2 separate regions of the Mus musculus genome follow, and region 2 is linked to region 1. Evidence: chromatin loops called from intact Hi-C (ENCODE). Cell type or tissue: gastrocnemius. All regions are shown on one strand. Each heading gives the region's core, and the rest is flanking DNA. Links, peaks and the distances in the headings are about the cores only.

Region 1 (15,079 bases), core at 3,673-11,672:
GGCAAGGGGGGAGAAGCCTCTCTTTCAGTCTTGAGGGGAAGCAGGTCCCAAGACAGACATCCAGTGATTCCTATAGCCCCACTCCAACTGCTCACCTGTCCTCTGGTCGCCCCACAGAAGAATCCAATGTCTGAGGGTCTCGATGGCTCTGAGAACAAGAAAGATTTATCTCACTGAGGCGCTGGCATGCCCCTGAGCATCACTGAGAGACTTGCTAGAATTCCTCCCACTACCCCAAAGCATGCACAGCTGGGGGAGATTCCTGGGCCTCTGAGGATGGGTGCGCCTTCTCCTGTCCCCTCCCATGTAGAATACCACCTATAGGCCCTCAAGCTCCCAGAGCTCCCTCAAGCTCTTCCCCTTTCCTTCCCTCTCCCACTTGGTTGTTTAAGAATATCCCCCCTCTCTCTCCCTCTCTCCCTCTCCCTCTCCCATCCCTTCTCCCTCTCCCTCTCTCTCATTTTTTTCAAGACAGGGTTTCTTTGCATAACAACCCTGGCTGCCCTGGTACTCTGTAGATCATGCTGACCTCAAACTCACAGAGATCCACCTGCCTCTGCCTCTCTGCCTTTCTGCTTCTCTGCCTCTCTGCCTCTCTGCCTCTCTGCCTCTCTCTCTGCCTCTCTCTCTGCCTCTCTGCCTCCTGAGTTCCCAGCCAAGAATTCTCCTTTCTACAGGATTCTGTTCTCATCCTTTCTCAATAATCTCAAGGAGTCTGGAAACTTCTTAAATTTATTTATTTATATATTTATTTATTTGACAGAATCTCTCTATGAAGCTCTGACTAGCCTAGAACTCATCCTTTCTTAATGATCTTGAGGCTGGAGACCTCATTAATTAATTGATTAATTACTTTCTCAGACAGGATCTATGTAGCTTCGGCTAGCCTAGAACTTGCTTTGTTGACCAGTAGATCAGAGGCCTGCCTGTACCTCTGGATTGCTAGGGTTAAATGCACACCACCAAACCTGGCAGCTCCTGTGTGAAGCCACACTCCATCACTACCGTCTACCGTTCGGGCTGTCATCCCCACCTTCCAGCAACTGCATAACGTATTGGAACCTGGTTAGCCTCCAGCCTGTACCCTACCCAGCCTTTGTTCTGCCCCATAGGATGTCTTCCTCTCTTGGGGTCCTCCTTACCCTCCACTTCCACTTGTAGAACAGGAGGCCCCCAACAGTCAGCAAGACTAGGATGATGCCCGGCACCAGCAGGTGGAAGACAGACTCAGGGATCTGGGGGTCAGAGGATCCCTCATGCTGCTCCACATGGCCTGTGTCAGTCAAAGGAATGGAATTAAAACGGGCCACAGGCCTGGCTGCCCCCTCACTTGCTGATCCTCCTTCCAGCTCTGCGGGGCTCCTTCGATCCCTGGTACTTCTCTTGCCCTCAAGCTCCCCAAGGGGCAGCACAATGCCCCAAGAGTGGCTTTTGGGAAGCAGTAACTGAGCAACGGGGGTGGCTGAGTTGCTGACTCGTTGGGGATTCGGTGTCGCAATATGGGGAGAGCCTGGCTCCTGGTGGTCTTCACGCAGCGTGGATGTACCATCAGTCTTCTCAGGAGTATTATTCTGTGTCTGGCCAATGGGTCTCATAGGGTTCACCTCTGTCAACGGCCTGTCTGTTATATCCACTGGCTTTTGGTCCTCTGTTGATTTAGGGAATGGAGATGCTGAGAGGGCCCTGGGTCTGTCAGTCTCTGCCTGGATGCTGCCCCCTACAGGCGTGGAGGGGGAAAACTTTGCTTCCTGGGTCAAAAATCCCTCACTAGCCTCTCCAGAAGCTTCTTCTAGGACCCAGTTAGTGCCCAGTGAAGATTCAAGAATGTCTTCCACCCCAGGGACGGGCCCCCCCGCAGAAGGATGAGGTTGTGAGTCCTCAGTGAGTCTGTCCCCATGGTTTGGTTGCTCTGTTGACTCGAGGGTCTGGCAGGTACTCCTGGGTGGTCGCTGCTTGGCACTGCCTGGGTCCTCTATGCGAAGGGGAAGCTCACTGGGCAAGAGGGAGCTGCCCTCTGTCCTCTGAGAATCATCCCAAGCCAAGCCAGCCAGAGGGGCCATGGAGGGGGCGGGGGGCTGGTGAGGGGAGGCAGAGGCCGGGTCACTGCTAGGGGTGGCTTTAGGGTACAGGCAGTTGCAATCAGGCTTGGTCACCACATCTGAAAGAACCACAGAGAGGGGGAGAGAGAAAGATGGGGAGGAGATAGAGTCACCAGCCTCCAGCACAGCTCCCCCAGAGGGGCTAAGAGGGGCATATGGCCCTGGGGCATGGGAAGGGGGTCCCTCTTCTAACACAGCCCTGGGGCGGTGGAGAGGGCAGGACAGTAATAAACGATCATGACACAGAACTCAGGCAGGAGGGATCAATACGCAGGGGATATGGACTAGGAACCAAAAGCAAGGTACAGACAGACAGAGAAGGACTGAGGTGAGGAAGACCACAGGACAGTGTACTGGGGCTCTAGCTGGCCAGAAGCCAAGCCAGGGGTTAGCAGCACCCAGGCCACAGGGCTGAGCAATAGCTCCTGGATTAACACAAGACACTCAGAAGCCTCCAAGACACTGGTTTCATGCACAGCCAGGAGTGGAACCACCTCAGCCACTGCCACAGGCAGGGCAAGGCAGGGCTGGAAAGCAGCCAAAGTTCAGGGTTTTGGAATTGAAGCACTAAGGCTGGATGTGGCTATTGTCTGGTTGCAGGACCTCAGCCCCTGCCTTGGGGAGCGAGGCTGAACGCAGGACACACGTGGCACAGGATGCAGAGACGAGTACACTCAGAGTGCACAGGTAGAGAGAGTTTGAATGATGTTCAGACTTCAAATCCAGCCTTATCCCTTGAGGGAACATCCAAGGCATCCTGGGGACTTCTGGAGCCAGGTTATCCTGGTGTTTTGCAGCAGAGCTCCTGGAGCAAGGACCCTGATTGCCAGGTGGAGCACCTGCTCTTTCCGGAACCCCCATTTATTCAGCCAGCCTGCAGAGCCCGGGGGACGCCACCATGCCTATATGGCTTTCTAAGAAAGGTCCCCTTACCCATTCACTTCCATCACAGTTACCAGCAGGGGCCTTCTTGATGCTGCCACATGAAGTTTGGCAGTGAGACAGTACATGCAGGCATAAGTCAGTGTACATGCACACACATGTCAGCAGAGACATGTGCCCAGGACCTTAAGGTACATGAAGCCACACGAGTACACAAAACACAGAAACACACTTAGCACCCAGGCTGCCTCTGGGATTCCCCTAGCCCCGTCTCACCTTGCACACACCCTCCCTGTAGCTGACCCCTTCTGTGCTTACCTCGGCTAGAGCACTTAGCAAAGCTGTTGTTGCAGTTCTTGGTAAAAATGTTCCAGTCCTTTTCAAGGAGATTCTTTGTTTCATTAAAGAAGTTCTTGATCTTCTCCAGCAGCTGGAGAGGAGTCTCATGGAAAGTTCGGACACAGGCCTGGAGGAGAGTGGAGCCCCCTTTGGTAAGCATGAACATTGGGCTACCTCTCACTGGTATTTTTGTCAAACTCTCTTGGGGTTTCTCACAGGCATTTCCTTTCCCCCTTTTGTTTCCTTCCTTCTCTGCTTTGCAGCAGCATCAGTCTTGAGGTTGAGAGATGCGTCATTTAGTCAGAGATCCATCTAACACACGTTTAAGTGCCAGATATATGGTAACTTACCTGGGCATCATGCAATGAACAAAAGAGAAGTGGTTCCTGGCCAAGCTGGGCACTGAGTCCAGCAGACACATTGTTACAAGTCACAGTGACTCTCAAGAGAGTGTCCTGAACCATCAGAAGGTGTGTAACAAATGGGCGATAGATGAGGGCCCAGGGAGAAGATCTCCAAAGGAACAGCTAAAAGATGAGCGAGGGAAGAGAAGGAAGTGGGGCCAGAGATGATAGAGGATGCAAGGGCCCTGGGGCAGGAAAGCATGAGTCAGCAAAAGAGTGAAAGAAGGCTGGAGCGGGTGCAGCTTTGCCACGTGGGAAGAAAGTGGCAGCTGAAAGGGCTTTGCCAAGGCCAAGGACTTGTTGACTCTGCCAGGAACTTGTAATTCACAGAGCCAACCGGAAACTGAAAACCTGCTGGGGAGGTTTAAAACCATGGTATAAAACCTGTATTTTAGGAAAATCATCTTGGTACGGTGTAGAGAGCAGACCTGGGGAGATCAGAGGAGATGAGGTCTTTGGCTGGTGCCACATTTTGGAGGAAGAGCTGAGGACTCCCTGGCCTGCCTGTTGAGTGGTTTTTCTCCTCTGCCTTGGGCCCAGGTGCTCACACTCACACCCCATGCAGCTCGGAGAAGCCAGGCTCTCCAGAGTTCTTCCTTCCTCACCAGCTGCTCCTTCAGGCTCTGTGCCAGAGAGTTCCTTCTAAATACTGCAGTGCTGCAGGGTTCTGCCCTAGGTCCACCTCACCTTTCACAGCAAGCTATATGTGTTACGGCTTATTTCCAGAATGCCAACTTTCCCCCTTGAAGTTGAGCTGTTCTGGGAAGAACAATAGGTTTTCTACGGCTACTATAGCTCCCTTGATTACATCACTGCATCTCTCTGGCCCGCCCATAGCAGGCTCATAAACACTTACTAGGCAAATAATGAATGAAATGACCTGGGCTTGGATTCATCACTCAGCAGCTAGGTGAGAATAGACCGGCTTTCTGTGGATTCATCTCCTTGTTTGTGATGTTAGAGCAACAGCAGCCAGCCTTTCCCAGGAGCTGTTAAGTCAGGCCAGCTGGCTCTGTCCTGCATGTGTCTTTATAAAGCTGTTTCCCTCAAACCTGCCTTATATGCTGTAGAAGAAACCAGGCATCCTCCCCTAGAACCTGACACCCAAGCTTTCTCAGTGTGGAGCCTGCTGGTTCCGGAGCTCATACTCCTTTTCTGAGCCATGTGACTAGACTTGGCTCCTTGGGCTTACACTGTCTTTCCCCTGAGCCACCCCACAGCATGCACTGAGTGAATGGTCACCGGCCCAGGAAAGACTGAGGGGCTTCTATCTCAACCACTGATGGGGCAGCTTCGCAAAATGCAGATTCCCAGGCTCACCTATGAGCTCAGGAAAGTAGAGTCCGTAGCAGTGATGCTGGGACTCTGCATTTTAAATAAGCTCTCCGGGTGAATCTCTGCATGGTAAAGAACCAGCCTTTCCTCCACCAGAAAGCCACCCCAGAACATCTGCTTCTCTGTCCCCTTTGGAGCGAAGCTCCTCTACTTTGTGGTCTCTGTTTCCTCTCTTTCTTTTCTCCCCACCTGCCTCCAACAGCAATCTCCATGCTGCCAAGTGAGACAGACCAATGGACACTACCTTAATTGACTTCTCAGCCTCCTTTGATAAAGCTTCTGGCTCCTTCCATTTGGAAGCCCTGCCCTCTCTAGGTTTTCCTCCTACCTCAGGCTGCATTGCATTCAGGATTCAGGATCCTGGATCCCCTTCTCTTCTCACCAGGGTGAGAAGGATGGGCAGGGCTGTGCAGTTCTGTGGCTCTGCAAACAGCATCTGTATGTCCAGCATTCACAGTCATGAGCCGCGCCTGCAGCTGTCAGATGTGCCTCACACCAAAATGAGCTCTTCTCTCAAACCTACTCTGCCTGAGGTCATCCTTATTTTGACATCAGTGAGAACTCCAGGGACTCAAAATGAGAGCATCCTCACTCACCCTTCCCCTTCTGCCAGGAAGCATGGAGTCCTGTCTGTCTGGAGGGATCACACCCACTCACCTCCATTTCCCCTGCTCCCCTCGGATTCAACTCACCACCATGCCCAGCTTGGCTGAACCTCCTGCTGGCCTCCTGCCCTTCATTCCTGCTCTCCACAGCGTCCTCACCACCAGATGGTCTTCCATCATATATGACATCGTGTCATTCACTAGCTTATGGTGGCTTCTTTCAAATTTAGACAAAAAGCCCACCTCTTTGACACCATGCATGAATGCAGTGCTTCCTGACTTTGCTTCCTCCTGTCCACACCCCATGCCTGGGCCATGGTGAGCCGCTTTGGATTTCTGAATGCAAACCTTTCTGGTTACCCTAGGGCTTGAGCATAGCACTCCCCACTCTGTTTCTCTGTCTGTGGCTCTTACTGCTCTTCCTCACGCTGGAGCGCCGGCTAAAGTTTTCTTGCTTAGAAGCTGCCTTTGCCTCTTCCCCTCTGCATCCTCATTACATTAGCTCCTCACCGCACACTCAGAGTCTCGGGTTCCTGTTCCTCTCACTGTCACCCAGGGCGCCCCTCACCTGCTGCTCTACACTTCTCCAATGCTGTTAGCATCATTGTCCATTCACATACTTGCTCATTTTAGCTGCCTCAGCACCCCTCCTCTCGTCATGATTGTGGGGATTTTTGCCCCCCCCCTTTTTAAAATCACAGCTCATTTCTGGTGTTCAGAACATCCCTTGATGGTCACTCAGTAAGGTTTTACTGAATGAATGAAGAGCCCTTCTGATCATATTTATAGGTGTCATCATTTAACAGCTGTCTACCTCACTTGGCTATAAGCCCTGTAAGGGTGGGAAGGGGAATTTCTTGTTCCAAGGATATCCTCAGGGTCCAGCACTGTGCCTTCTGTCTAATGAATGCTTGATAAAGGCGGATGGCATAAGAAATGAATGGGCAAGGGAGTAAGTTAGTAAGGTTCAGGCTCGGTGAGCATATGAGGCAGGGTGGGACCTCTGTAGCCTCCCTCTGCCCTTCTCTGGTGCTCCAGCCCCAGAATCCACCCTACCTTGTTCTGCTCCTCATAGTCCTTGGTGAAGCAGCTGTTCAGGTTATTGGAGAGTTCCTGGAGCCTCTCGGTGGCGTTAGCATTGGGGGTGTTGTCTTTAAAGCGCATGGTCTCATCTATTATGTCTTGTACCAGAAAAAAGGCCTTCTTTAGGTAGCAAACAGGATCATCCTGGAATACAGGAACCAGGAGGTTAGCACCTGGCCATGGTGGCCTGGAAACCCAGGCTTTATATGAGACGATCACACCCTAGGCAGACAGAGGGCTGTAGCCTGTCACCCTGTAATCTGAGGAAGGGACACACCACCCTGGTGATGAGGATGGTGATACCCTTGGCCTGTGTTTTGTTTTCTTTCTTTAAATCAACCATGATGGAGAGTTGGGCTGGCGTGAAGGAAAGGTGGATTCTGGTTGGAGAGAGCTTTTCTGCAATGCAGCTTTATTCAGGAGACACAGGGGAGGGTGGGTTTCAGCCTTGCTGCCCCTTAGCATTTTCTCTCTCTCTCTCTCTCTCCTCTCTCCTTTCAGCTTACTTCCACTTTTTTTTTTTTGCCATATGGCCCCCTCAAAACCTCCAAAATATAAAAATACTGAGGGAGGACTACCTCATTGTCAAAAGTGTAGCCTTGGGTTTTGTCTCCAAGGATACAGTAGTTGGTTCAAAGACAGAAACTACTTTTATCTCTGTATCTCTAGTGCCTGATCCAATAAATAGGTGCCATGGTGCAAGTGAAGGAGCAATAGAATGGATGGAAGAAACCCTGAGACTATGCAGGCCATGGCATGTTCACAGAGATGCATGGGTCTAGTGCATGAGAGCTCAGAGATAGAAGGAATTCTGGGTAGCCTGACTGTTCTCTTGAGGCTTGAAGATAGGGAGGTGTGTAGCACAGGGATCAGCGGGGCACATGGAAAGGATGGAAAGACATCACAAAGAGCTGATGCAAAAGCTGGGGAGCAGAATGAAGCAGAGGAGGGAAATGAACGTAGGGTGTGGTAGGTACTGCAGACTTGGAACTAGACTGTGCTTTCTCCTGGAGCCATGGGGCTCCTGACAAGTAAGGCGAAATAAGTGAAGGCTTTGGGGTTTCAGAGGGCTCCCCCTAGTGGTAAGATGGAGAGTGCCCTAGAATCAGGGAAGTCAAGAAGCCCCTGAAAATTTCCAAGGGACTGGGGAGGAGAGAGGGACAGCACCCTAAGGTGCAGAGAGGCAGTATTGGCTGCATTGGGTGGCTGGTCAGTTAGGTGTGGGGTAGAAAGCCAGGCTAGACTGCCTTCCTGTCTCTGGCCAGTGGATTGGAGAAGATGTGATCTAAAAAATAAAGCACATTTTTTACTTTACAAGGTATAACATTCCTGGGCTCAAATTAGGCCTCTATCACTTGGCTAAGCATGCTCCTTAATCTCTGCATGGGTAACAAGCAATATTTGTGGACCTCAGAATTGTATTGTTAGGATTAATTGGGGAATGTGCCTAGCATTTAGCAAGTACCTGATTTATACCAGGTCAAAGTAAGGAAACAGAAGGACTTAAGCTCTGGACCCTACCCAGCCCTGCAAGCTGGAACTTGACACTTGAGCACCCAGGGACCCTCATCCTGTCTGCTCTAGGTTTTCTGCTGCCTTCATACTGTTCCATGCCAACACAGAGCGGGCCGTGAATATTCACTTAAGCACCTTACAGACACTTGCTACTCACCAGCTGTTCCTGGTCTACAAATTCAAAGGCAATCTGGCATGAAGTCTCCATTTGACTGTCGATCTGTGAGATAGAACAGGCCAGTGGTTACATAGTACCTACAGGTCCACTCAGCTTCAGGATGGGGAACCCAGGTTTTGGGGTGAATGATGTTTTAATTTTACCTCCCTAAAACAATGCCAAAATGACAGAGCCACAGCTGGGGAAAAGCTGTATCTTCCAAATACCCAGAGTACTTAAAAGCCAACAACAGACACTTCTACTTTGACCTATGAAATTGCACAATCTAGTCTGTATATGGAAGAATTATCTCTAGGAAAATATAGGATGTAATCTTTTCTGGAAGGTGGTAAGCACTCTATCATGAAAAGCCTCAGGGAGAGGCTGGCTGAGCTCTGGGGAGTCTGGGTCTCTAGCCCTTGCCTCTCCCTGGAGCAGAGACCACGACAGCACTCATGGCCTTGGGCCTGCCATGGAAGCTGCATGCATAGGGTGCTGTTAAGAAGGGAGATTGGGAAGGTCAGCTCGGGGGCCCAAGTTCAGGCTCTGCACATGGCCTTACCCACTGGTGCCCCACCCTGCCGGGCTTGTGGAATAAATTCTTTAGTGAGAGGAGCAGGAACCATGACAACAACTGGATCCTGCCTGGCTAGATGACATTTAGAATTGTTGAAGATTGCATTAAGCCTATTAGAATGGGACCTGGGTTCCTTCCTGGCCCAGATGAGCAGGGCATTCCAACCTCAGGGGCAAGGATCAGGGGAATGAAGGCAGAAGGCGCAGAGTTAGGCTAGAGCCTCCCATCTAAATTTGGGTGGGGCCCTGGTGCCAGGCGCTCAGGGATCTGGCTATCCAGGAGCAGGATGAACCATCTGGACCCAGCAGGCAGACTGGGCTGACTTCCCAAAGGAGGCATTGTCTGAGTCAGAGCAGGGTCAAGGAGCAGTTTAGAATCCATAGTGGACATTCCTGGACAACCATTAACCCAGGCAGCAGTTAGAAGCCCACCCTAGTCACTACAGGTGACCCAGACTAAGGGGTTGGGAGGACCTAAAAAGATCAATGAGAGAAGTACCAGGAGAGCCATTATCCACTTGACTGTTTTCTGGAAGCCTCTCTTTGACTCTGCCTTCTGGCTTGCTACCTCAGTTTCCTCAGTGAGGAGAAGGCATGGTCTCATACTCACCAACTGCTGCAGGACCTTCAGGTGTCCATTCCCAATCATGTGGCTACAGTGTTCTGACACCTCCTTGGCAATACTCCTGCTCATGAGGAGACAGACCAGCAGCAGCCGGGAGCCCAGCCATGTCTATAACAGAAGGGAGTCATGTCTTTCCAGCACTTCCTCTCCCTAGCTACCCCCATGTCCCACTAAGGGCAAAGAAACAACGCCCCATTCCCATGCTGCAGCACCATTAGATTCTTATCAGCCAGGGCACCACCTCACTCTTCCCTTGGTAATAGCCCAAATGCCATCTTCTCCAAGAACTCTTCTGAGGTTAACCCAGAGCAGCTCAACAATACAGAGTACTTTAAAAGACAATTTTAAAAGGCTTACTGTTTTTGTTTTGTGTTTATGAATATTTTGCCTGCTTGCATGCACACACTCTATGTGCTTCCTTCTTGGAATCTCCTGGACCTGGAGGTATGAATGGTTGTGAACCATCATCTAGATTCTGGGATTTGAACCTGGATCCACTGCAAGAGCAACAAGTGTTTTTAAATGATGAGCCACCTTTCCATCTTACAGAGAATGTCTAATGATAATACTGGTGGTGTGCCAACCAGTATAAGTTTTAGTGACTGAGAGACTCAAGGGTAAGATTTTCTATCCTTTTAACTTTTAACACTGAGACAAATAGATACCTTGTAAGCTGCCTTCAAACTTGTGGTCAGTCACTAGCTTTCAGATTGCAAGCCAGAAACACTCATTACCCCTGGCACCTTCCTTCCTTCCTTCATTCCTTCCTTCCCACCTGGTTACACAGGTCTGGTTCTACAGGGGAAAATACCAGGATGCAACACTGGGAACTCAGCTCCAGTGGGAGACCTCCTAGAGCCTTGGACTTGCATTTCAAGAGGAGTCCAGCTGACTAATCAAGGACAATGCTGTGTTTCCCTGCTGGCATCTGTTTATCTGAGACCCATCAGGCCCTTCATCTAGTCAGCAAACTCTTGCCACAGCAAGAAAGTTCTCTCCTTTCCGTCAGCACCCACCTGGCCCTGCAGCTGCTCATCCCTAGAGTCCTAGGTCTGGCTCCTGACACCTGACTGGGTCCTTCCTTTCTCCTTTCTTCCTTCCTCCTCCTCTACTCTAAAATCCTTCCATCCCTTCGGGCTCCAATAGGGTATCCCGGGAGATGCCAGCCTGGGGCAGAGGGACTCTTGGGCTTTCTTTCCCTGGCCTGATGCTGCCATTCTGAGCATTCTGGCTGCTGATATCCCCCAATTCAGGGAAATGCTGGCAGGGTGGAGTGATGACTGGCACCTTCTTGGATCTGGCTCTGCCCCAATAGTCCAGATGATGAGACAAATGTTGCAAATAGGAGCGCATTGGAAAAACACAGGGAGGCTATGAAACAGTCCATAACAACACTGGGTTACATCTAAAAGCCCAAAGCCTTGCCAGTGAGTACCAGGGAGGAAAGGCAGCTTTGGCTGGGCCATGCGGAGGGAAGAGTGAGGCCTTAAAGGGTGGAAGATGCTGATGGGTGTTAAGGCACAGGGTTGCCTAATGCCATTACGCACAGGACCTGTTAGGTTCCTTGCCTGACCTTAGAGAGAGAGAGAGACAGAGAGTCAGAGACAGACAGTCAGAGACAGACAGTCAGAGACACAGAGTGACAGACACAGAGAGACAGGGAGAAAGAGGTGGGGGAGAGGGTGCAGCCAGCTATGGGTTGATAAACTGCATTGGGCATGGTTGGGCAATTGGAAAGTTAGTCCTGAGTGGGAGTGGCAGCCCGGGTCTCCTGAACCCCAGTCTCAGAACCTGTTAAAGGAAATGACTGCAGAAGATGACTCTGGCCCAGGCTGGTATCACTCAGCCTGTCAGTCCATGTGTGTATGGTATGAAGGAAAGGACCCGGGAATGGAGATGTTCAGAAATATCTCAACCCAGGAATTTCAAGCCATTGATGTTTGGAGATAGCAAGATAAAGACATTACTTCAGGGCTACCTGGCTTTTGGTGGCATTTCAAGCATGCACAGAAATAATGCACAGCTGCTGGCTTCAAAGATGACCAGCCACTCCTGGATCTGGCTCTGTAACCCCAATGCTGCCATAGACAGGGATACAGATGGACACCCAAGGGTTAATACTCTAGCCTGCATCTGGCTGGACAGGCTCTTCCTGGCTTGCTTCTTCCTCCCACCCACTGCCTCAGCCTCTGACTATGAGAGCAGCCTGGAAACTGCGGCAGTCTCTGAGCACTTCAAGACATCATGTTCCATTTTCCAATCAGTACAGTCTGCAGACAGAGACCCGGCCTGACTGCCTGGCTGAACCTCGGCCTCCTCTCTTTCCTCTTATGTCTCCTTGTAGTCTTTCTTTTCTTCCCTCTTCTCTCTTTATGCTTGTTGCATGTGGGATAACTTCCTCCCTTCCCCTCCTCCTAACCCCACCTTCTGCCTCTCACTGAGCCCCTCTCTCTGCTGTTCTACTTTTCTCTCCTCCCAGACACCTGCAACGCGCTGCCCATCACAAGTTCGGTTCCTACCCTCCAGGTTTTCCCTCTCATTCTCTTCTGAAGCAAACCCACTTGCTGTGGATTGAAAGTACCATCCTTCACTCTGTAAGAGCCATGCTATCATCTGCTGCCATTACTGGAGACAGCTTCTGAGCAGCCCATTATCAGCTGCAGCTCTGAACTCTCCTTGCACTTTCTTTCCTCAGTCAGCCGCAGAGTCTAGAATAGCCCCATCTCATTTTCTTCAAGAAAAGATTCGGGTCCAGCTCCCCTCAAAGAGCCACCCAAGTCCCTAATAGTTCCTACACATCCATTGAACAAGTAGCAGCATGCCCATCTCTCTCTCTCTCTCTCTCTCTCTCTCTCTCTCTCTGCCAACAGGTTGCTCAGCACAGGTCCTGGTGTAAAGCTGAGTGAGCCTGAATTTTCCCTACCCTGAAGGCCCACTCCCAACTGGGGCCTAAAACATGTGCAACAACCAAAGAAAGATATCTACTGGGGATGATGCCACACTCGGATCTTGTGTCACTCGGAACCTGGAGACCTGGTTGACCATTCTGGCAGACATTGGGCCTGTGCCAATCCCTGCGATACCCCCCCCCCCCAGACCCCCATCTCTCTCTCCAGCCTGTGGGTAGCTCAGTGTTCTCCTCCGTGCAATGGGATGAGCAGCCTTCTCTTTACCTCGCAAAGCGCTGCAGCCCCAGGAGCAGCTATTGAAATACCGCGGGCCTCAGCCGTAGCTTAGAAGCAGTAAGGAAGCCAGAACCCAGGGCCGAGAAGCCTGGGCAGCTGGCGAGAAGGGGCTGTCCGCTCCAAGTGGCCCCGCAGAGCCGCCTGCTGCTTGCTGCAGAGCTCCTGCCCCAGCCCGGCCCGGGCCCCGCGCGCCACGGTTGCAGCTTACCGAAGAAGGGCAGCGCCCCGCGGCGCCCCGCGCGGTCATACGGGCAGCTGGGTCCCGGCACGGCGTGTTGGCCGCCCTGGTTCGCTCGCTCCCTTGCTCGCTAGTGGCTGAAGAGCCCGCGCCCCGGTCGAGGGCCACGCCGCTGTCCTGGGATGCAGAGAGCCGCAGCGACACCGAGAGCACCGAGGCAAACTTTCACTTTCCCCTGGCCGAGCTTCGCTGGCCAGCCCTCGGCACAGCCTTTTAAGCGGGCGGGCTGGCGGGGCATGTGGTTTATGGGAAATCACCCTGGCTCTCCGCCAGACACACACAGACATACACACACACAAACACACTCACAGGCACTGACACATACTACACCCCAGAGGCCCACTGAGCCGCCGACTCCCTTCCCCCAAGCGGGCCGCCTGGTCGTCCCCGCTAGCTCTCTTCCCCGTCGCTCTGTGGCTGTGCAGCCTCCTCAAAGTAACCCGGGCTCCACCGCCCTCCCCCGCCCTTCTCGAGCTCTGGACAAGACACTGCCTTTCCTTCTGTGCTCGCCACTCTTGTCAATCTCGTGTGATTGTTCTCGGTCTAATGCTGGCCCCTAGGGACTTTCCCTCAAGGCCCGAAAATCCTCAAATCTGAGCAGGAAACGGACAGAGTACATTGAACAGGACTTGAATGGGGATGGACCAACGCCTCTCTGCTGCAGCTCCATTCAAGTCCCTCATGGAACCCAGGGCAGCAGGTTTGCAGATTGGCTTGCTCCCTCCTATGCATTGTTCAAAGAATCTACTATACTACTATACTATCCTCTCCCCTGGCTGTAGGGAGAAGTGGGGAGCATCCAGCTACCTGGGTAGGAGAGGAAGGACTTGGTCCTGTGACAACTAGCTGGGTGTTTCTGCACTCTGCCAGGAGACACTTCAGGTGCTTAACCTGAAAGCACTGGCTGGCCCCCTGCTCCTGGGCTGCCAAACCCAGCTTATGTGGAAAGGTTGGTGTGCCTGGACTCTAGATTTCCCTCAACTCTGTTGGAAATGCATTTGTGCAATCACATTTTGTCTTTACATGAGAATGGATCTAGATTAACCTATCAAGAGGAGCCTATTAATTATATTGCCAACGTCAGGATCTTTTTCTTCCTTCCATTTATCCTGATTCAATGTGTTTCAATCCCGTCATGCCCAGATGAGTGGTCTGGTCTCAAAGGGGCACTTTTGTCACGTGTCCTCCATTTCCTTGCACTACCTAGCTCAGAGCAACAACGTCCCTCATAAACCTTTGCTCAGGCTGCTTCCTCGGACATGAAGTCTTCCTTTCCCCCATCCATCTTAAGGTGAATGTCTCACCTTTTAAGGTTATAATCACATCTTATCCTTGTCTTGCAAAGCCTTCTGGGATGCTTCAGGCTGATGGATAATTCCTTCTTTCTGTGTTCCCACTGGACGCAACCCATTCCTCCCAGTTAAGTTGGCATTCATTCATTCATTCATTCATTCTCTACATTATTTTAAACTGGTGGTTCTCAACTTGTGGGTGGCAACCTCTTTGGGGGGTCACAAGTCAGATATCCTGCATATCATATGCTTTACATTATGATTCATAACAGTAGCAAAATTACACTTGTGAAGTAGCAATGGAATAATTTTGTGGTTGGGGCGCCACCACAACATGAGGAACTGTATTGAAAGGTCTCAGCATTGAGAAGGTTTAGAACCACTGAATACTAGTGATAGTAGTGATTACGTTTAGAATCACTGAATACTAGTGATAGTAGTGATTACGTTTAGAACCACTGAATACTAGTGATAGTAGTTATTACGTTTAGAATCACTGAATACTAGTGATAGTAGTGATTACGTTTAGAATCACTGAATACTAGTGATAGTAGTGATTACGTTTAGAACCACTGAATACTAGTGATAGTAGTGATTACGTTTAGAACCACTGAATACTAGTGAGAGTAGTGATTACGTTTAGAACCACTGAATACTAGTGATAGTAGTGATTACGTTTAGAATCACTGAATACTAGTGATAGTAGTAATTACGTTTAGAACCACTGAATACTAGTGAGAGTAG
Region 2 (15,079 bases), core at 3,454-11,453, 130 kb before region 1:
GAATCAGAAATACCCTAAACTTCACCTGCAGCAAAGCTGGGTCAAGGAAGGCAACTCACCTGAAAACTCCTGGCCCCACCCTTCCACCCTTGCTTCAACCTGTTCCACTCATGGCCCTGACACTCACGGCATCTCCTCGGGCAGAACATCTGCCAGGATGTTGATGGAGTCTGTTTTGGCTTTCGATGTGGGAGCTGCTGCCAGTAGGATCTTCAGAAGGGCAATCTGGGAAAAATAGACCACTCAGGTGAGCATCAGAACCTAGGACCACAACGATGCCCTGAGAAGTGGGACTCCTGAGGGTCCTCAGGTGGCAGGAGCCTTGCAGGCTGAAGGAAGGAGAGCAGCCCGTGCTCCTTCGCGGTCTCAGACACAGAGAACTCACCATATACTGAGGCAGGCTGGGGAGCAAGCCTTGATAGAGGGTTTCTGCAGGAACTTGTTCAACTTCCTCTTCTCCCTTTAACACAAAAGTCACACAACCCATGCTCAGGCTACAGTCCCCTGAGGCAGTTTACTAGCTGGCTGGAATAGAATCTCTAAGTATCAAAGTGAAGGGTGATGTTGGTGATACTGACAGGAGGCTCTGAAACATATGACATCCCAAGAATGTCACCCGGAATCATTTAACTAATTCTTCATGAGGTACCACAGTCATGCATGCTAGCAAACACTTGTAACCCAGCACCGGTAAGGTTGGGAAAGGTGTTTGAGGCCATCTGGGCTACAGATAGATGATATCTCAAATTAATAAGTAGATAAGAGAGAGAGACGGCCTTAGTCTAGCGCTGGTCTTCTTTTACAGGTAGGAAACAAAGCACAGAGAGATTGAGTTTTATGTTCAAGGTGCCATTCACAGACTGAAAGGAAGACATGGATGGCAATCTATTCAAGGAGAGGCCGACTCCTGGAGCAGCCTTGTGGCCAGGCCCGGCTCAGAGACTGAGAGCAGTTGGGGACTTTGTGGTCTCTTAACTCACCCCTGAGAGAGGAGAGCGAAGGTATTCCTCCTCCATCTGTGCCTGGACCTCTGCGATTGATGTATACTTGTGCTGGAGAGAGAGGCAGGAAAGAAGGTGCTGAGGAAAGACACCCCTCTTCTCTGGCCAGACTCCCCCCTCACCTGGCAAAGACCCAAGAGTTTATTTTGGCCTTCTGAGAGAGGGCTAAGTCACAACAAAGATTCCTAACTTAAACCTGCAATCTACTTCTGACAAAAAAGCCTGTGTGAAAAGCGCCCATAGAGGTTAGCAAAAAAGCAAAATAAAGTGGAAAGGGCTTTCAGAAGCAAAAACGACAGGAGGGGGCCTGGAGAGATGGCTCAGTGGTTAAGAGCACTGACTGCTCTTCCAGAGGTCCTGAGTTCAAATCCCAGCAACCACATGGTGGCTCACAACCATCCATAATAAGATCTGATGCTCTCCTCTGGTGTGTCTAAAGACAGCTACAGTATACTTACATATAATAATAAATAAAATCTTTTTTAAAAAATGACAGGAGAAAGATATCAGAGGCAAAACTAACTGTATTCTTAAAAGCCTAGTGCAGAGACCACCTGGTACTACCAATTTCAAAACTGGACTTTAAAATGTTACAGTTTAGACACACTGGAAAGCCTCCTGACCCCTGGGGTCGTCTCTCCGCTAATCCTCACACCCACAGCTCCCTCAGCTCCCTCTCAGCAGTGAGCACAAGAGGAAAACAGGATGGTCTGGGACTCCACCTGCCTGCCTGCTGAGAGCCTGGGTCCTGTCTGCCCTCCACTCCAGCTCTCTGGGCCTGGGAAACTGAGCTTGCTTGGTTTATAGAGTATGCTAGAGCACACCCACTATGGTGCTCTTAAGCCTTGCTCTCCAGCCATGCTATAACCAGCAAAGCTGACAGCACCATATCCATCCGCCAGTGCCTCTCAATTGCCTTATACCTCGTGGGCTCCCTGAACTCTAAAGCCTGGGACACACATATCTGTAACCGAAGTCAGACGTAGGAAGAGATGCTTCCCAGGCTCTTGCTGGCAGACAATAGCCCTGAAAGGCTTCTCCCTTGGCCCAGGCTCACTTTATTCTCCTGGGACCAAACAAAGCCAAACGTTCCCTTAGTGCCACTTACTTGTTTCAATGTCTTGATGCTTTCGTGGATTGGCCTTGGCAGCCCCACCACTGTGTTGGTGTCACTGGAGAATAAAGAAGGCCTTATGCTGAGCCCAGAGAGCCACTCACCGGTCCGCTGCCCCAAGGCCAGGCAAGGGCACTTCAAAGAGGCCTCAGGTCACACTCACCTTCCTAGAGTGTAGCCTATGAACTTGCTGCGGCTGGATTCAAGGAACATCTCAATGTCTTTCTCTCTACCAAGCAAGAAAGAGGGGCAGATTTTATCAAGTACTGCTTCAAGGTGTGCCAGTCACAGGCCTGTGTTCAAACAGACAAAGCATCTCCAGGTGTTTACAAGACAGGAAAAGGTCTCTTACAGTAAGTGGGAAAACCTGAATTTTGACTACTTTGTTTTTTTACATAATTTTGTTAGGTTCATACAATTAAAGTATGTTTATATTTCTATAATACATATGGCCAGTTGACTCAAAATTAGGGACATATATAAAACTTAAAGCACAACTTATTTAAACAATAGTAGTATTTAACACTTATTTAAACAATAGTAGTATTTAAACACCATGAAGTGTAAGAGACATAAGCTACTAACTTTAAACAGGTCATTTTCTTGTCTCAACAGAAACATTCTTCTCACACAACATAGAAAGCTCAGGACATACCCTCTTTTATATCAGTTCATATACACATCTCTTTATTAAGTTGCTGCCTACCAAATATACTTCTTTTTTGATGGTTTTATTTTCAAAACAAGGTTTCTCTGTGTAGCCCTGGTTGTCCTGGACTTGCTTTGTAGACCAACTGGCCTGGAACTCACAGACATCATCCACCTGCCTCTGCCTCTGCCTCTCTAGTGCTAGGATTAAAGGCGTGTGCCACTATGCCCAGCTACAATATACCATTTTAACAGTTCCTGCTACCTTCCCATCTATTAACTCCCCCAAGCATACTGTTTAATACATTGGGTTTTTAAAAAATTCTCCATCTATCATTTTTAAATAAAAGGCCACATACAGCTCCAAGATGAATGGGGATAGGTTTGCCTAAATACTCATTTTTTTCTCCTTGCCTTTGTTCACTATCAAGTTGGACCAGTTCAAATTACTGACACAGGAACCACACAAGGGTTATCTATCCTGTGTGACATCAGCAAGGCCGTCCTCACAGATGTGCCCAGGACAGCACATGGTAACTTAAGGTCATCTTAGCCTTGCAGAGGACTCCAGGCCAACACTGACCTAGGATATGAAGGCTCTCACTTCAAGAATATTCTAGAACTGAGACTCACCTAACTTTGGGAGCCCAAGGGAGCCCTTTTGGGCAGGTGAGTCTGTCAGTCTGAGGGTGCTGTAGTGGGGGAGGCATCACCTCGTCTCGCTCCAGGGGAAAAGCCTCCCCCTCCAGGCTGCTGTCGTCATCATTCTCCTCTTCCTCCTCCCGAGAGTCGTCAGCCTTATAGGGATCCCGCTCGTTGAAGGCATCTAGATTGTCCTGCTTTATCAGAGCCTGAAAGCACAGAGAAGAGCTGAGAAAAGCAGCCAACCAATGAGATGGTGACGAGGAACAGAGTTCAAATGGAACAGACCCATCTCAGATGGGGACCTGACAACAGCAGGGAATACGGAGGATTTAGGACTAGAATGAAGAGAACCTCAGAAGCTGCCCTGATGTTAAGTATCCGCTATACACTGGGGCTGAGGCTGGGGACAGTGTCCCTGCTGTGGAGGCACGCCTCCTGATCAGCTTGATCGGAGCTGGCTTCTCATAACCTGCTGGCCCAGGAATCATGTGCCCCGACCCCACTCCCTGAGTGTGTACTCTGAGATGCCTCACCTTGTGCTCCCGTCGGCCCCGCTTCTGCTGCTGCTCAATCAGGTCTGAGGCAGAGGCTGGTGGGGAGGCAGCCCTCATGTTCCGGATGACCTTGATGCTGTCCTCAGGCAGAGGGGGAAGGCCCAGGAGAGTGCGCTTCTCAGCCTTCATGCTCTGCAGCTCCTCAAAGCCGCCCAGCGTGCACTGCGTAAAATGGGGTGCAGAACTTAGGTCGCCATGTCCTTTTTGGTATCATTATTCTAAAAAGCATGCATGACATCACGAGAACCCAAGCCTTTATAGAGACCCATACAGCCACTTGGATAAAAACTAAAGTCTTTAAGGAGAGTCCCGAGTTCTCTATAAGGGACAAGAGCAAAAGGATGAAGGAAAGAATGAAATACTGGCTGATGGGAGCTGGCGCATGATACACAGCTCTGGATGTGACATAGTCTCTAATTTTAAAAAGAAGCAAGTTAAGCATGGGGTGGTGGCACAGACTGGTAATCCCAGCAGGAGGATCACCATAATTTTAAGTCCGGCCTAGCATATATAGCAAGTTCTAGGCAAGCCAAGGCTATAGAGAGACCATGTTTTAAACCAACCACCAACCAACCAAACAAACAAACAAACAAAGTAGAGCCAGTTCTTTCAAACGTCAGCAGACTAGTGCCTCAAAACTACACGTCAATCTTCCAATAAGACTAAAACTTACTGTGTGTAGCTCAAATGAAATAATATAGCAAAGTAAAATAGAAAGCGGTCTAACGTCCTCACTAGGAGCCCAGGCCCTAGGCTGGAGTCCTTGGCCACTCAGTGCCTCCACTCGAGTAACTCGGCTGTCCTCTCTGCCGGAGTGAGGCTTCCTGAGGAACCAGTAGGTCTGGTCAAGATAAAGCCTGCACACCCTATGAGGCTCTAACTGGGTGCTGAGCACAGCGCTCCTCCTGGAGACAGGGCTCCAGGCTTGCCCGGGGCCTGGTTTCTGACAATGTCCCCATCCTAAGTATGATGGCCAGACACCCAGCAACCATTCTCTCCCCAGGCAGAAACAGAGTCCATTTCACAACACATCCTCAGGAAACAGACCACCTAGGCTCACTCTTGCTTCCTTTAAAAGTCATCTTCTTAGGGTTGGAGAAAGAGCTCCAATGTTCAAGGCTAGGATCACAACTCAAGTAGCAAAAGTCATCTGCCTAGTGGAGTTTTGTTGCCCCAAACCACTATACAAATACAAGTTTAGGAGTGGTCTCCAAAGAGGCATCTTATCTGAGGGTGAAGCTGTTGCACGATTGAGAAAACAGCTTTAACAAAAGCCAGGGAGCCAATCTAGTATCTTGAAGGCCCGCCTCCAACCCCCAGCCTTTTTTGAGACAAGGTCTTATTGCCATGTAGCCTTTGCTGGCCTCAGACTCACTGAGCTTAGTAGCAGATACTGACAAGGCTGAGGCAGGAATACCTCAAGTTTAAGGTCAGACCTTCTGTCAAAAAAAAAGGTAAATGACTGAGACAATGGCTCAATGGGTAAGAGCACTTGTTTCGAAAAGATGAGGGTATGCGTTTGAATTCCCAGTGTTCATGCAAAAAGCCAGATAAGCCGCATGTAAGATTGTAACCCCAACAGAGCTGGGTAGAAACAGTGAGACTTCTAGGAGTGCTTGCCGGATGCCAGCCTAGGATCAGGTTCCAATAGAGACCCTGTGGTAATGGAATACAACCAAGAATGACAGAGCAGGGCTCTCGTGTCTCCTCTGAAGTGTGTACAGCTACACAAGTGTAGGCACAGACTACACGTGTACCAAATACATACCCACATGCACAGGAAATATGCAAATAAATAAAATGTAAAAAGAGCGCCAGTGGGTGAGCTGGAGAGATGGCTCAGTGGTTAAGAACATTGGCTGCTCTTCCAGAGGACCTGGGTTCAATTCCCAGCAACAGCAGCTCACAACCGTCTGTAACTCCAGTTCCAGGGGATCTGGCATCTTCACACAGAAAACACCAGTGCACATAAAATTAAAATAAATAAATTTAAAAAAAGAAGAAGAAGAAGCACTCCAGCACCGTAGCTCAGTGAAATCTGTTTGCCTAGCATGCACGACAAGGTCCTAGGTTCAGTCTGTAATACCACTAAACAAATACTTTTAAACCCAAGTAGCTACATAGTCACATAATTCAGTATTCAAATAGAAATATAGATACTCGTCATTATCCACTGGAGACTGGCTCTGGGAATTTCCCCTCACCCCCTCCCACAGGTAGCTATCACATCCCTCAGTGGATGGAATGGAACTTGTGGTTACCTATGCACAACCTTCTGCAAGCATGAGATCATCCCTAGACTATTTCTAATACCTAATGGTACATAAATTATTGGTACACTGGTTAGAGAATAACAACAAGGTCCGTACAGTCAATACAGATGCAAACTTCATTCTATGACCTGAATTTGGATGCATATAGAGGCCAACTGTACAAAGATGTCTCCTTCCTGCCCAGTGTCCTAGCATACGAGTGCCCCCAAGAAGGTGCTCACCAATACAGTCTTCCAGAGCAGCAAGAGAACTTTCTTCATGGGGAAGTGGGGGGCATGGCCACTGCAAAATTTGGTCACCATCCCAAATAGCATGATGGCAAATGGCTCGTTGTTGTACAGAGGGGAACCTGGAAGTGACTCAAAGATATCAGGACCCCAGGCAGCAACAGAACCCACCCAAAGCCCTCTAGTTTCAGTTCCCAAGCAAGGCCTTAAGAGAGGATGGCCAGGGTCCTACCTAGCTCAGCTCTGAAGGTCTGTCGCATGGTTCTCCACTCGGCCTTGTCCCCATCACAATCCTGGTGAACAGTCTCCACAATCAGGTACATGATGTTGAGCAGGACCCTGAGCACAAGAACCAGCTCATAAGAGAGTAAGACAGGGGGCCGGGGCGCGCTCCGCCACGAGTGGCAGTGCATACTTGTAATACCAGTCCTTAGAAAGCTGAGGCAGGAGGGTCTCAAGATTCAGTAAGCTCTAGGCTAGCCTAAATCTCAAACCAACAAAAATGTGAGGGAGGAGCCCTTGGACTTTCTCCCTTCCTGGCTAAGATGTAAACATCCATGCATGTGGTAGGGGATGGCTGTAATAGGAGAAATGGCCCCTGAGACCCTGGAGAGCAGAGGGGTGTCTGAATCTGTCTTCCCAGACTATAACTCATTCTGTATCCCCAGAGTTTACTCAAACCTGACAAATATGAACCAGAATGGCCTAAAGATTCCACTGCCCTAAGCCCCCTGGAAAGGAAAACAACACTACTCAGAGTAAGCTACTGAGGTCAAAGCAGGCCTGGCAGGATTACAGGAAGGAGGGCAGAGCCGACCCGGTGGAGTGGAAAACAGGAGGTGAAATGCAGAGACCCTGACTACAGGGAGGAGAACCACAGTTCCAATGCCAAAACCTGATTTTAACCCTAAGACACGGAAAGATGGCCCTGTGGTTTAGCAGCTGCTGTCCCTGTGCAGCCATGAAGCACTGTCAGGATAACCAATGTAGGTGGGGATCACACTGTGCCCAGTGGATGGTGGGAGCCCAAGAGCAAGCCCCTGGGCTTTCTCCACAAATAAGGTACTCTACAGCCAGCTTCTTAGCAGATCTATTAAGAGGCTCGATCCCAGATTTCATTTGGATTTTCCAGGCTGCCCCCGTCCCCTAAGATCTCATCAAGGCCTACTAATGACTCCCAGCGAGCCTATCACTTGAGCCGACTAATGAGTGCAAAAGCAATGCACACACAGCTAAGAAATGCTCAGCCTGACCCTGAGCTCACTCTCTGGCTTGCAGCTCATCTCACCTCAGGTCGGTGCTGTCAGCCAGGGAGATGGCAGGCTTCCTCACTGCACTGCTGCATGCGGCACTGTTACTGCAGGAGAGATCTGAATCAGCTTGACAGGGCGAGGGAGGCCAGCGATGCCCTGGGCAGTACTACCCATCAGGCAACACGGTGCTGTGTGCATCTGGGCTCTACACGAGACCTTAGGACACCACTGTGGTTAAGAACTCAAGCCCTGAACCAGACTATCAAGTCTCACAGTGTGAGTTCTGGCTCTAACATTTACAAGTTATGTGGGCAAAGTAAAGCCAACTTCCCTCTGTCTAGCTGCCTCATCTACAAAATCAGGGTGATAACAGCACTTGCGCCACCAACGTGAATCATGATACGTAATGACCCAAGAACATTACTGAACACTGCCTGAAGACGCAGTACTCAGTGAGTGTTTTCACCTTCTACTGAATTTATTTTGTTTTAATTTTGTTGTTTGCTTTTGGATATGGTCTCACTAAGTAGCTCTGGCTACCCTGAAACTCACTATGTAAATCAGGCTGGCCTCTGACTTGTAGCCATCTTCCTTATTTATGATGGCTGTTATCCTTAAACGAGCAGTAGCTGACCTGCCCATAGGACAAAGGACCAGAGGCGGCAAGCTTTGTTGTACCTACATGTCACATTTGGGTTTGGTGTCATGCTGAAGGGAATATCAAAGAGTTCAAGATGAGAAGTTTCTTTTGGGTGTGTTTTGGGCAGAACAGGATCTGCTCAGGTACCAACGGTCCAGCATTACAGAGTGTGTGGAGCCAGCACAAGAACCCCTCATTACATCCTAGCAGCATGGGAACCTCACACCCTTCTCTACAACTTTATTTTCTCATCTTTGTCTTTATTATATTATTTTCCAAGAAATCATTAAGTAGGTTCTCCACTGTTCAACCCTGTATATTCCCAACAGCCTGGAACAGCTCCTTCACCTTAAATGGCCTATTTACCTGTCTCAAATGCTAGTTCTAGAAGCTCGGGCTCACTTCCCACTGCTCCCTTCCCTATGGAAGCCCCTCAGTAGAAGTGCTCACTCTATTTCCATGTTCAGAAGCTCCACCAAGGCATTGAACGTGCCCACCTCCAGGAGCAGAAATATGTTGTAGCGCATCCAGAACTGCACTTCTGCCTCTGAGCTGCACTCTCCAAAGGTACCTGTAAACACAGGGCAGAGCTTGCCGAGCCCCTCCATACATAACCAGGCACTATCACTGGCAGAGGTGCCGGGTCATACTCACAGTACCTTGGGCAACATAGAGAATGGCTCGGGCCACCTTGAGTCTCTTCTCTCGGGCAGTGACCTCCAAGCCATCCAGAAGCCTCATGGCGTGGGTCCGGTGCTGGTTGGTATCCAGCTCAGTCCACTTCTTGTCTGACACTGCAGGGCAAGAGACACTTATAATTGAGCCCACACCATTCCTCACAATGGAATGGACTGTGTTAACCTTTCAAATCAGGACAGTCACAGGACCAGAAGGACAAGTTACTCTTTCATAGGGATAAGGTCACACTACTGTTGCCATCAGAGTGCCCAGAAGGCCCACTCTCCATGTCAAGTCTGGCCTTAAACAAGCAGCACAACAACTGTTCATACTCCTGCATGGCCTACATCAATTAGACAATGAAGAGAAGTCCTGTGCTGTCCTGATGGGATAGGGAACCGAGAAGTGAGGGAAATGGTCTTACCATGGATCCGGAAGTCCTCCTCAAAGCATTTTCGATTCATCAGGAATTCTGGTCCTTCTGTGTAGCTGTAAAGCTCTGTCAAAGAGCAAAGTTGTCTCCTATCCACATCAGATCTCCCATGCAGCAGAGAAATTCAGGCTTTCCTTCCCAGCCCCAACTCCATTCCTGTCTGATTCACAGTGACTCTGACTACTCTCTCTAATCACTGAGTGAGGAAGGCCTCAGTGTTCTGATGTGCTCGAAGAGATCACAGGGGCCACTGCACTGTCAGTGGATCATAGATCCAGGCATTTCTAGTAAGATGTGCATCAAACTGCGCTGTATCAGAGGTGGCCATCACCCTGAATCTATGCCTTTAGTGTCACGTCCCGAGGAATGCTTGTGAAGACTGGAGGAGAAGCAGCTCCTGCTGACCTCACACTCCCCATCAACAGCAGTAGCAGCAACAGATGTGCCAAGATGCAAGCACAGTGGCTAGCATTCCCGTGACTCACTCATGTGTGAGAGATCACTGTTCATTTGGTATGTCAATGAGTACCACCATTGACATTACATGGGACTGGGCGCTAACCAATTCAGTTGACTTCAAACCTGAGTCTTCGTGGAAATAAAAGGCAATCCCAAATGTCCACATACGTGGTCCAACTTAAACAGCTAATTTATGTTTCAAATATCATTAATAGGAATAAGTAGGAAAACAGCCAGTCTTAATCTTCTTAGGAACCCAGTTAAAACTCCCATCAAAGAACACAAAGGCCTGTTCTTTACCTGCAAGCTCTGCAGCCCACTTGTCTGTGTCGGCATACTCAAACTCCAGGTCTGGAGATTCGGAATAGCCCTGGTGAATGAAAAGATCGTCACATAAAGATCCTCCTGAGACTTTACGGGTAAACACGTCTCAGAGACTGCACTGCGTGACGTCAATGCCTCTACTTTTTCTTGATGTTTTATCACAATATTTTGTCTCCTGAACTAATGGAAGTCCCCTTTACGCCCTGTCCAGCACCCTGTATTTCACCTTCAAAGCACCCACTCTGTACTACAATTATTCACTGAATTTTTCTTTTTTCATCTTCCTCTCCGTAAGACAGCAAGTTCCTCAAAACAGAAACTCTGTTTTACTGACCATTGCTCTCCGTGACATACCTGTTCAATAATAAACACAAAACTTCTATCTACGTTGTGCAGTAACTGACCACTCCATATAGTACTGAATATCTGGGAGTCTCACTTCTTTCTGAGCTGTGGACTATATACAGCTAAGGATAAAATGAGCACTGAAACCCTCAGCCACCCTGCCCCATCTCAATTTTCAGTGAGAACTGAGAGAGAAAGCAGAAATGGAACAGATTGGCCTGCCTCCCACACACAGGAGAGAGTGCAATGAGAATCTGTTAGGGATAGGTGATTCCTGAGAACACGCCATCTTGGAAGCCTTGTACTGGGAAGAGAGAAGCATCAAGATCAAAAGGCTAAGCCCAGCCCTGACTAATGTACTTGCAAGACCAGAGGGTACAGTTCAGCACAGAGCACCTTCCTAGTAGGTGCTAGATCCTGGGCTTAATTCTCAGCATGCAGCTGGGTGGGTGAGTGAGATGGAGAGTGGGGTCAGGGAAAACCTTCTAACTGATAATGACCCCTGACATGACATAATATGCCCACAAGCCATAACTCTATTCCTTATTAATGGGCACTAATGGACACTTCCATACACTACTGAGCTTCTAGGCTAGAGACAGAGTTTAGTGGTAAAATGATTACCTACCATGTGTAGAGTCCTGGGTTCAAGTCCCAGTCCCATTAAAACACAACTAAAATCAACATTTGTATACATTACTGAGGTTGAGTTTCATTTACCCAATGGGAATGACAAAACTCTGCTTCAAACTTAGCTTAAGACCTTTTTTTTTTTTTTGACAGTTTCATTCCCATTATATAATATATTGTGGTCTTATTCACCCCCAAATCCATTACCATTTCTTAGCCCCCCCCCCCCAGTGTATTTTTATAGAGACAAGGTTTTACTATGCAGCCCAGGCTGGCCTTGAACTCTGATTCTCCTTGCTCAGCTTCCGGAGTGTTGTGACTGGAAGCATGCTCGACTGCCTTGGCTAGTTTTGAGGACTAATAAAGTTTACCTGGCACATACTGAGCCTCCTTGTGCTCTAGGCACTGATCAGATCCCCAAACTACTGACTTCAGCTGTCACCAGAAGGGTGTGCAGCATCAGCACCTCCAACACAAGGACACAGATCGATGTGATGGGCCTTCCAGATGTTGAATCCAGTGAAATTAAAGGTAGGAAGAGAAATAAAAACATGTAATAGAGGCTGAGGACATACCTCAGCAGTATAGTGTTTGCCTACCTTGCACAAGGCCCTGAATCTGATTCTCAGCACCACATAATAACACGAATAAGGGGTGGTGCACACCTTTAATCCTAGCACTCAAGAGGCAGATGAATCTCTGTTGAGTTTGAGGCCAGCCCCATCTGCAGAGCAGAGTTCTAGGACAGCTAAAGCTACACAGAGAAACCCTGTCTCAAAAACAAAAACAAAACAAAAAACAAAGAAGCAAACAAACAACAAATAAAATAAAATGCACAAAAGGGTATTTATCTGACTATTTTGTGGCTTTTCAGGAAAATTTAAAACTACTTTACCTGCTGAGCTATCCCGCCATCCCTAAAGCACTTATTTTAAATGTATTATGTGTTTATCTGTGTGTGTATACATGTGCCCATGGAGGACAAAAGGACAGTACTGGATCCCTAGGAGCTAGTGTGCTAATAGGCAGTTGTGAGCGGCCCAACTTGGGTGCTGGGATCCTCTGAGAGAACAGCAAGTTCTCTTAACCACTGAACCATCTCTCCAGTCCACTCAAACATTTAAAAAGAGAAATTTGAAGGTGTAGTTCAATTCTCAGGGTTCTCTTCAGAAAACCTGGACAAGTCTGGTCATTAAAGGTCTTACAAACTTAACTTCCATACTCCTTCGTACTTAAGAGATCACTGAGAAGTAGCCACTGATCACCCATCATTCCACAACAAAAGGCTCCTAAAAGGTCCATCTTTTTCAAAAAAGCCACTCTAAACTCATCCTCTCAACTCTGGGCTTGTTCCTTTGTGACATAAGTTATCAGAATTTGAGCCTGCGACAACAACAAAATGTTTGGAGGGAACTGATTTCTTAGGCTTAAAGACACTATCTTTAGTATCTGGTACTAGCTGAAGCATCAAATTTGAATTTGAGGAATTCCCTCTCGGTAAGTGCCTGGCTGTTCATCACACTGGAAGTTGTCTCAGGTGGAGGAGATTGCGTAGTAAGCGCTCTGGGAATGAATGTGCTGATGAGGAAGCCCTGAAATGCTGCGACGAGACGGGTGTGTGTTCATTCATGAATTCTGCAAACGGAAGCAGTGGGAGGAATTTTAACTTGGGGCGAGGTGAATAGCTCCAGACAGCGCGGGCAAAGGGAATCGCAGCTCACTAGCAAGGAGGAGAATCCGGCGCCCTTTGTGTACTTCTGATCCCTTCACAGCTCAGCAACTGGGCTCACTGGGCATGCAAAAATACTTGGCAATGTCTGGCCGCGGTTTGATCCAGCGCTGACTAAAATTCGGAGGGAAGCCACAATGTGCTCTCTCTGCTACTCACACAACCTGGGGCCGGCCAAGCAGCACTAGAGAGAGAAGCCCTGTTCTAAGCGCCCGCTAAACTCTCCTGGGTCCCTTCGCTGCCAACTGGCGTGGCCCACCACCCTGCTAAGATCAGAGGCCGGAAAGGATGAGGGGCTAACCAGCCAGCAGACCACCGATTTTGCACCCCAGGAGGGCTGTGCCTCAGGCCACGCCCCCGGGGGCGACCGGCCATCCCCGGCTCGGGGACCTTCTTCCCCCGGCCGCAGCAGAGTTGGTGACAGGGCTCCGGGCTTTCCTCCCCGGGGCTGTGGCGGCTGCCAGCCTAGCTAACTGCACGGTTCCCGGTAAAGTGACAGCTCCCAGGGTCCCTGTCAAGCCGTCGGGAAGCCCGGCTGGGCCCGGATGCCGCCCCGGTCTCCCGGGACCCCCTCTGTCACCCGCCCGGTGCCAGCCTCGCCCCCCTGCAGCTCTGACCTCCGAGTCTTTGCGCTGGTTGCGGTTGAACTCGCGGGCTTTGCCCCCCGGCAGGAGGCCTCCGGCGGCCCTCGGCGCCCCAGGAGGAGGCTGCGCGGTGGCAGGCGGCGGAGGAGGTGGCGGCTGCGGCTGCTTGTTGTTCACAATCAGAGGGCCGGGACCGGCGGCTGCCGGCTCCATCTTGGCTGCTCCACACCCCCGGCTCAATTCGCGGACGGCCTCCCGTCAGGCAACTCTCGCGTGATTTCCTCCAGGAAATTTCCCCAATCGCCATATTCAGTGTGGCTGCGTGTGTCGAAAGCCGCAACTGCCAATCACCTCCCAAGGTCTTTCCTGGCTTTGTCATTTAGTTTCCCCTCCCTCCTTCCCGTGGAACTAAGCCGGAGACGTGCGGCTGGGCTCGCAGGAATCCCTTTAGATGTCTTTTTTATCCATGAGACTTAACACTTTAATTCGTTGTCTATCATCGCTTTGCCTGTCTTTAGAGCCCTCCCTGTTCAAGGTGAGGCAGGATGAAAGGGGAAATTAGGGAGACATCATTAAAGAAAGCAATTCCTGACTCATGGGTCTAGTTGACACGTTTTCCTAGCAAAGAATTTCTGTACAATTAACAACTGGTTGTGGCTTTTCTCTAACCTTCCAGCTGAAAAACCTCCAAGTCAGTAGGACTCTGTAAGAAACACCTTGTGCAACCCTGGGGACTCCTGGTTTTACTTATCAGATTATAACTCCATCCAAGACACCTCTGGAGCCACGTTAATAATCTCACTTATCAAAACAGGGGAAAAAGCCGGGCGTTGGTGGCGCACGCCTTTAATCCCAGCACTTGGGAGTCAGAGGCAGGCAGATTTCTGAGTTCGAGGCCAGCCTGGTTTACAAAGTGAGTTCCGGGACAGCCAGGACTATACAGAGAAACCCTGTCTTGAACTTGAAGTGAAGAGAGACAGAGAGAGAGAGAGACAGAGAAAGAGAGAGAGAGAGAGAGAGAGAGAGAGAGAGAGAGAGAGAGAGAGAGAGAGAGAGAGACTCTTGGGGGCTAAGGATAACAGTATGAAGTTGTATCTGTCCTCAAGCCACTGACAAATACTTTTAAGGATATAATAATGAACAAAAATAGGATTCTAGTCTTCGTGGAGTTTACATTCACATGGGGGAGATAAACAAATGAATAAATAAAACTGAAATTGAAAATATAACAGAGAAATCATGGGGAAATGAGGGTGTGTTTAATAATCCCTTAGAAGTGGCTCTTGCTTTTCTGCCTTCATTTTGTAGCTGTCTCGTTTACTCTGAATTACCTGCTCACATCTGTATTGACTCAAAGAGCAATCATCCAAAAATGGTGGCCTCTCACCTCATTCTCCGTCACGTCTGAGTGCCAAACACATAGGAGTAACCAAGATGGTTTTAATGTTACTTTTTACAGTGTCCTCCTCCAGAAACCTCCCTCCCCAAGAAGCAGGTACAAGACTCTTGGTCACTGGCCTCAACCCTCTAGACATCAGGAGT

Evidence for each region. Hi-C counts contacts between places; a loop is a spot of excess contacts. Peaks named below come from ENCODE experiments on the same cell type or tissue, not always from the same donor. Only the 100,000 strongest peaks of a DNase experiment are listed, where the experiment ranks them.
Region 2: a loop joins it to region 1, with 2.1 times the contacts of the local background. A loop is called at or near these places in 3 of 42 quality-filtered maps.

Annotation. Positions count from the first base shown.
Region 1 is chr3:107,747,012-107,762,090 of GRCm38, forward strand. Csf1 (colony stimulating factor 1 (macrophage)) reads right to left here and starts at 13,458. Exons shown (of 9, transcript NM_007778.4): 1 at 13,014-13,458; 2 at 9,606-9,728; 3 at 8,420-8,482; 4 at 6,721-6,891; 5 at 3,300-3,447; 6 at 1,143-2,158; 7 at 96-148. The coding sequence starts at 13,052. The region is part of intron 1 of Gm40121 (a long non-coding RNA gene); the gene reads left to right. In gastrocnemius, for the core only: a CTCF peak has its summit at 7,830 (motif pointing left); DNase peaks (open chromatin) are centred at 4,325, 7,823, 9,278, 9,692 and 1 more place; H3K4me3 peaks cover 4,183 bases; H3K27ac peaks cover 5,837 bases.
Region 2 is chr3:107,617,931-107,633,009 of GRCm38, forward strand. It overlaps Strip1 (striatin interacting protein 1), which reads right to left and starts at 13,780. Exons shown (of 21, transcript NM_153563.2): 1 at 13,571-13,780; 2 at 10,226-10,295; 3 at 9,458-9,532; 4 at 9,015-9,149; 5 at 8,806-8,926; 6 at 7,751-7,819; 7 at 6,695-6,801; 8 at 6,457-6,584; 9 at 3,942-4,124; 10 at 3,397-3,614; 11 at 2,279-2,344; 12 at 2,110-2,173; 13 at 981-1,052; 14 at 386-460; 1 more. The coding sequence starts at 13,750. It overlaps Gm10961 (a long non-coding RNA gene), which reads left to right and starts at 13,671. Exons shown (of 3, transcript XR_375960.3): 1 at 13,671-14,072; 2 at 14,997-15,079. In gastrocnemius, for the core only: no CTCF peak of the experiment used is centred there; no DNase peak of the experiment used is centred there.